2 separate regions of the Homo sapiens genome follow, and region 2 is linked to region 1. A link is a contact called in ENCODE POLR2A ChIA-PET data. All regions are on one chromosome and are shown on one strand. The core of a region is the stretch at or near the end of the contact, and the rest is flanking DNA. Distances in the headings are between cores, read along the strand shown. Region 1 overlaps ZMYND8 (zinc finger MYND-type containing 8). Region 2 has its middle 3.4 kb from the start of LINC01754.

Region 1 (3,645 bases), core at 930-3,429:
GAGTGCAGTGGCACTATCTCGTGTCACTGCAACCTTTGCCTCCCAGGTTCAAGCGATTCTCCTGCCTTAGTCTCCCGAGGAGCTGGGACTACAGGCATGTGCCACCACGCCCAGCTAATTTTTGTATGTTTAGTAGAGACGAGGTTTCACCATGTTGGCCAGGATGGTCTCAATCTCTTGATGTGATCCACCTGCCTCGGCCTCCCAAAGTGTTGGGATTACAGATGAGAGCCACTGTGCCCTGCCATGTATTTTTAGTAGAGACGGGGTTTCACCTGTTGGCCAGGCTGGTCTTGAACTCCTGACCTCAAGTGATCTGCCTCCCTCAGTCTCTCAAAGTGCTGCCTGCCTTACTTTCTGATGGGGTCTCACGATGTTGCCCAGGCTGGAGTGCAATGGTGTCCTCAAGGGATCCTCTGGTGTAGCTGGGACTACAGGAGTGTACCACTATGTCTGGCTTAAATGCATTTGTGTTTTTTTATCTCTCTCTCTCTCATATATATATGTTTTGTAGACCCAGGGGTCTCACTGTGTTGCCTAGGCTGGTCTGGAACTCTTGGGCTCAAGTGATCCTCTGGCCTTAGTCTCCTGAAGTGTTGGGATTACAGGCATGAGCCACTGTGTGTGACCTCATTTTTGACTTCTGGTACTTACATTTTATGGGTTTATCATCTGTAACTCCATCGTGAGTTGAGGAGGGTCTGTAGTTCATTTCCTTTTATGACTGAATAATGCTGCATTGGATGGATATGCTACACTTTGTTTATCTATGTATGTGTTGATGGACGTTTGAGTTGTGTCCACTTTCTGGCTAGTAGGGATAATGCTGCGGTGAGTGTTCATGTCTGAGTTTTTGTGCAGACACGACACATCATTTCTCTTGGGTATAGATTTAGGAGTGAAATTGTGGGGTCATAGGGTAACTATTAACCTTTTGAAGAATATACACATTTAAATTTTTTGTGTTGTCTTTATTTATTTTTTTGAGATAGGGGCTTGCTCTGTTCCCCAGACGGGAGTGCAGTGGCATGATCCTCGCTCACTGCAGCCATGAACTTCTGGGCTCAAGCAATCCTCCCATCTCAGCCTCTTGAGTAGCTGGGACTACCTGTACATGCCACCATGCCTGACTAATTCTTTAATTTTTTGTAGCGACAGAGTCTTGCTATGTTGCCCAGGCTGGTCTCCAACTCATGGGCTCAAGTGATCCTCCTGCCTTGGCCTGCCAACGTACTGGGATTATAGGTGTGATCCACCATGCTTGGAGTCACAGACTTTTAAAGGCACTTGTCTCCCCTCTCTGCTGTCTTGACCCCCACATCTTTCCTACTAGCAACTGCTGTATTTCTGTCCTCTTCTTCAAAGCCAAACTTATTTTTTTTTTGAGATTGAGTCTCACTATATTGCCCAGGCTGGAGTGCAGTGGCACAATTTTGGCTCACTACAACCTCTGCCTCCCGGGTTCAAATGATTCTCATGTCTCAGCCTCCTGAGTAGCTGGGATTATAGGCGCACGTCACCATGCTCGGCTAATTTTTGTATTTTTAGTAGAGACGGGGTTTCACCATGTTGGTCAGGCTGGTCTTGAACTCCTGACCTCGTGATCCGCCTGCCTCAGCCTTCCAAAGTGTATTTTTTACACTTTTTGTATTTTTAGTAGAGACGGGGTTTCACCATGTTGGTCAGGCTGGTCTTGAACTCCTGACCTCATGATCTGCCTGCCTCAGCCTTCCAAAGTGCTGGGATTACAGGCGTGAGCCACCGCGTCCAGCAAGCCAAACTTCTTAGAAGCGTCTGTATTCCTGTCTTTGTCCTGCAAGCTCCAATGTGGCTTCCACCCTGACCTTCCACATTCACATCCCCACTGAGCTTCCTGGAGACTCTGTGTTGCCTTTTCCAGGGGAGGTTTTCCATCCTCATCTGCTGCGCTGTCTCTGCAGTACTGGAGATGCTGATTATTCTTGTGGACACTCTCTCTTCCTTTGCCTTCTTTGCCACCGCAGTGCTGATTTTCCTTCTGTTTCCCTGGCACCTTCTCCTCCTCTCTCTGGCCATTAAATGCTGGAGTTGCTGAAAGCTTGGCCCTGTCCTTGTCTCGCCTAGCACGTTCCTTCTCTGGGTGATCTTACCCACATCTGGAGCTTTATGACTCAGACATTTATGTTTCCAACCTAGATTGCTTCTGAGTCATGGTGCAGAGGGTCAGCTGCCTACCTGACCTCCCTGCCTGTTCATGGGCGTCTCAAACTCAAGATGTCCATGAGAGATTTTACATCTTCACCCCCAGAGATATGGACTCATTCCCCATTCTTCTGTTCTTTGCCCTTTTGTGTCATTTTCTTACAATATCGTATCCTAAATGTCACTCCACTTCAACCAGCCTATCACCATTGAACTACAGTGGCCTCGTAGTTGTTCTCACTATCTCTATCTGCCGCACCCTCCCAGTCTTTTGAAAGGAACATCTTCCTGGCTATCCCTTCCTACTTTAAACTCTTAAGTGTTTCCTCCTTGGCTTTTAGATTCATAATTGCAAAACCCTCCTGTGCTGGCCTCTGCCCATCTTGCTAGTCTCTGTTCTCTCTGTGTTCCATTCTCTCCGTGTTCCGTTCTCTCTGTGTTCCACTTCTCTCCGTGTTCCACTTCTCTCTTCTCCAGCCACACTGACTGTGCAGATCCATCAAAGCCTCAGGGCCTTTGCCCATACCTTGAAGGTCCCCTCCTTGCCTTCCTCTCCTTACTCCCCATCAATTTTAAGGCTCAAAATGAGGATGAGTTCTGCCTTTTGTTTTTGCTCATCCTGTTTTACTACCACCTTGCCTGCTGCTGGTGAGCGTATAATAAATATTTTTTTGAATGAACAAATGATTTAGCTCTATCAGATGGGTAGAACTTCTATCCTAGAGACTGAAGTAAAAGCAGCCTTTCGGCGAGAGAGGATGGCTTTGTTTTCAGCATTAATCCAGTGCCTGGAGATTATTACCCAGCTCAAGTGTCTGTTCTCTGCAAAGCGACTGGTGGCCTGTCTTCCTTTTCCCTCTAGGGACATAGTACTCTTTGAAATGGCCCTTTCCCCCTGGTTTCTTTGCTTTCTGACATATTAGTATAACTTCTAATGGGCGCCTTCTAAAACACAAGTCAGATTGTCCCACTCTCCTTTAAATTTGCAGTGGCTCCTTAAGAACACAGCCTTAAGGGCATGGTGTCTCACGCCTGTAATCCCAGCATTTTGGGAGGCTGAGGCAGGAGGATAGCTTAAGCCCAGGAGTTCAAGACCAGCCTGGGCAAAGTGGCAAGACCCACCCGTTCCTACAAAAAAAAAAAAAAAAAAAAGCAAAAAACCCAGGCATGGTGGCTTGTCTCTGCAGACCCAGCTACTTGGGAGGCTGAGGTGGGAGGATATCTTGAGCCCAGAAGGTGGAGCCTGCAGTGAGCTATGATCTTGCCACTGCACTGCAGGGGTCCTGCAGCATCTGTCTTTCCTGGACAGACTGCACGGCCTTGTGAGAGTCCTGTGATGTGCACCTTGCTGAGACACACTTGGCATTGCCTTCCAGACTGACCTTCGTGAGGACCATCCTCACTGTGTCCATGGAGACCCAAGCCCTCTCTTGGCCTGAACCCTTTATTTACAGTCTCCCACAG
Region 2 (3,336 bases), core at 440-2,939, 84 kb before region 1:
GTTTCACTGCAGCCTCAAACTCCTGGATTCAAGCAATCCTCCCACCTCAGGCTTCCAAGTAGCTGGGACTACAGGACCACTACACCTGGCTAGTTTATTTATTTTTTGTAGAGATGGGGTCTCACTGTGTTGCTCAAGCTGGCCTCAAACTCCTGGGCTCGAGGGATCCTCCCACCTCAGCCTCCCAAAGTGCAATTTCTTATTAATAGGCAGCTGTGCCACTTCTAATCTTTTGCCTGCTCTACCAAAGCTGTGAAAAATAACCTTGCTGTCACAGTGAAAAGTGGGTGAAGGGTGCTCCAGGCAGAGGGGAGGATATGAACAGAGGCTTGCCGTGGACACCTGTTGTTTTTGCCTGCCTGCGGCTATTTCCCTTCTTGATTGCCAGTGTTCATGTTTCAGATGGGGCAGATTCCCCCACCAGTGCTGGTGGGAGGGTGTGAGGCACAAGACCCAAGGCTGACTGATCAGTGAAGCCTACCCTACTGATCACAGCGATTGGTTCAGGGATGGTTGTGTCACGCCAGCTGATTCAATGAGCCTTATCCACAGGGCCTTCTTCTTTTTTTTTTTTTTGAGACAGAATAGTCTCGCCCTGCAGCCCAGGCTGGAGTGCAGTGGCGCAGTCTCAGCTCACTGCAACCTCTGCCTCCTGGGTTCAAGCGATTCTCCTGCCTCAGCCTCCCAAGTAGCTGGGACTACAAGTTTGCACCACCACACCCAGCTAATTTTTGTGTTTTTAGTAGAGACAGGGTTTCACCATGTTGGCCAGATGGTCTCAATCTCTTGACCTCGTGATCCGCCCAACTTGGCCTCCCAAAGTGTTGGGATTACAGGCATGAGCCATTGCACCTGGCCCACAGGACCTTTTTCTAGAGCAATAAAGAGGAAATGAGAGTCCTCTTTCCACCTGGATGGCTAATTAGGCTGCAACCTTAGGACCATCCTTCCATCCCTTTGGGAGAGACTGAGAATGAAGATAATGCAGTGGAGACTAGGGGCAGCCAAGGGAGACTAGAGCCATCTATGTCTGAATCCACCTTCTTGGGTCCGTCCTTTCTTTCTTTCTTTTCTTTTCTTTTCTTTCCTTTTCTTTTCTTTCTTTCTTTCTTTCTTTCTTTCTTTCTTTCTTTCTTTCTTTCCTTCCTTCCTTCCTCCTTCCTCCTTCCTCCTTCCTCCTTCCTCCTTCATTCCTTCCTTCCTCCCTCCCTTCCTTCCTCCCTTCCTTCCTTCCTTTCACAGAGTTTCACTCTTGTTGCCCAGGCTGGAGTGCAATGGCGCGATCTCGGCTCACCGCAACCTCCGCCTCCCAGGTTCAAGCAATTCTCCTGCCTCAGTCTCCCGAGTAGCTGGGATTACAGACGCACACCACCATGCCTGGCTAATTTTTGTATTTTTAGTAGAGACGGGGGTTTCACCATGTTAGCCAGGCTGGTCTCGAACCTGACCTCAGGTGATCCGCCCACCTCAGCCTCCCAAAGTGCTGGGATTACAGGCGTGAGCCACCACGCCCGGCCTTCTTGGGACTTTTCGGTTGTATGAGCCTAATACACTCTAAAGGCTTAGTCCAGTTCGAGTTGGGTTTCTGTCACTTGAAACTGAAAGAGTTCTGACTAACCCAGTCCGAGGCCGGAAAGGGCTTGGTGCAACTTGGAGGAAGTGAAAGAAGGCACAGAGACCAAGGGGAAGAGCGGTACCAGAAAACTGGCTACAGGCCAGGTCACGGAGGAACTTGTAGGCCACGATGAGCATTTTGGTTTTTAACTCAGTGAACTGGGCCTGGTCTGAAGCAGGAAAGTCACATGAAAATGGCTTCTTCAGGGACACGGGACATTGAAACATGTGGTTATTAGCTTATCAGAGCCAACAAACATTCTGGCTCCCAGTGTGTCAGGTTGAAATTCTGCTGCGAGGGGCACCAGCTGCTAGGATTTTTGTGTCCAAACACCTGCAGTGATCTTTCTTTGATTATGAGCTATCAGAAAACGGGCAGAATAATACAAAAGTATTTCGGGGATAATAGCTACAGGAAATTACTGATCCATTCCTGTTTTTTTGTTTTTGTTTTTGTTTTTGTTTTAAGAAAGGACAAAACTGTGTGTGTGTGTATTGATTATTGTGTTGATTGGACTATTACACCAAACTGGTAATTGCGATAGAAGAGTGGGCTTTCTTCTTTGTACACTTCTTTTTTTTTTTTTTTTGAGACAAAGTTTTGCTCTGTCACCCAGGCTGAAGTGCAGTGGTGTGATCTTGGCTCGCTGCAAGCTCCACCTCCCAGGTTCAAGCTATTCTCCTGCCTCAGCCTCCTGAGAAGCTGAGATTGTAAGTGTGTGCCACCATGCGTTGCTAATTTTTGTATTTTTATTAGAGACGGGGTTTCGCCATGTTGGTCAGGCTGGTCTTGAACTCCTGACCTCAGGTGATCCACCCGCCTTGGCCTCCCAAAGTGCTGGGATTACAGATGTGAGCCACTGTATCCGGCTGTCTGTTAAATTTTTTAAAACATATATCTTTTTCCCTTTCCATAATGTAGGTCCTATATTATAGAGCAGAGGTTAACAAACTTTCTCTGTAAAGGGTGCCAGAGAGTAAATATTTTAGGCTTTCTGGGCCATGCAGTCTCTGAATGACTCCATTCAGCTGGGGTACTGCAAAAGCAGCTACAGACATTATGTAAATGAATGAGTTTGCTGTGTTCCTGCAAAACTTTGTTTACAAAACAGGTGCCAGGCCAGGCAAGGTGGTTCATGCCCGTAATCCCAGCACTTTGGGAGGCCGAGGCGGGTGGATCATCTGAGGTCAGGAGTTCAAGACCAGCCTAGGCAACATGGTAAAACCCCGTCTCTACTAAAAATATAAAAATTAGCCGGGCATGGTGGGGCGTGCCTGTAGTCCCAGCTACTCGAGAGGCCGAGACAGGAGAATCACTTGAACCTGGGAGGCAGAGGTTGCAGTGAGCCAAGATCACACCACTGCACTCAAGCCTGGGCAACAGAGGGAGACTCCATCTAAAATAAATAAATAAATAAATAAATAAACAAACAAACAAACAAACAAACAAACAAAAACAAAAACAGGTGCCAGACTGGGTTTGGTTTTCTGTGGGCCTTGGTTTGCTGACCAGTGTTATAGAAAAGACAACATATAAGGATATATAAGGTGGCCGGGCATGGTGGCTCACACCTATAATCCCAGCACTTTGGGAGTCCAAGGTGGTGGATCGCTTGAACTCAGGAGTTCGAGACCAGCTTGGGCAACATGGTGAAACCCTCTCTCTACCAAAAATACAAAAAATTAGCCAGGCATGGTGGTGTATGCCTATGTTACCAACTA

What was found. ChIA-PET counts read pairs that join two places held with the same protein, here RNA polymerase II (POLR2A).
Region 2: POLR2A ChIA-PET joins it to region 1 with 10 read pairs in H1. The contact joins two enhancer-like sites. POLR2A ChIA-PET finds 5 or more read pairs at or near these places in 6 of 52 experiments (GM12878, H1, WTC11 and 2 more).

Annotation. Positions count from the first base shown.
Region 1 is chr20:47,330,050-47,333,694 of GRCh38, reverse strand. All of the region lies in intron 2 of ZMYND8 (zinc finger MYND-type containing 8), which reads left to right. Among named protein-coding and RNA genes, the nearest start is that of ZMYND8, 25 kb to the left of the region's middle. RefSeq lists an enhancer at 1,951-2,451. Within about 2 kb of position 2,179, at least 9 of the 41 ENCODE cell types and tissues checked have a DNase peak (open chromatin) inside an H3K27ac peak, as active enhancers do.
Region 2 is chr20:47,413,889-47,417,224 of GRCh38, reverse strand. No RefSeq gene overlaps it. Among named protein-coding and RNA genes, the nearest start is that of LINC01754, 3.4 kb to the right of the region's middle. RefSeq lists enhancers at 671-1,170, 2,488-2,537 and a silencer at 1,397-1,446. Within about 2 kb of position 1,689, at least 24 of the 41 ENCODE cell types and tissues checked have a DNase peak (open chromatin) inside an H3K27ac peak, as active enhancers do.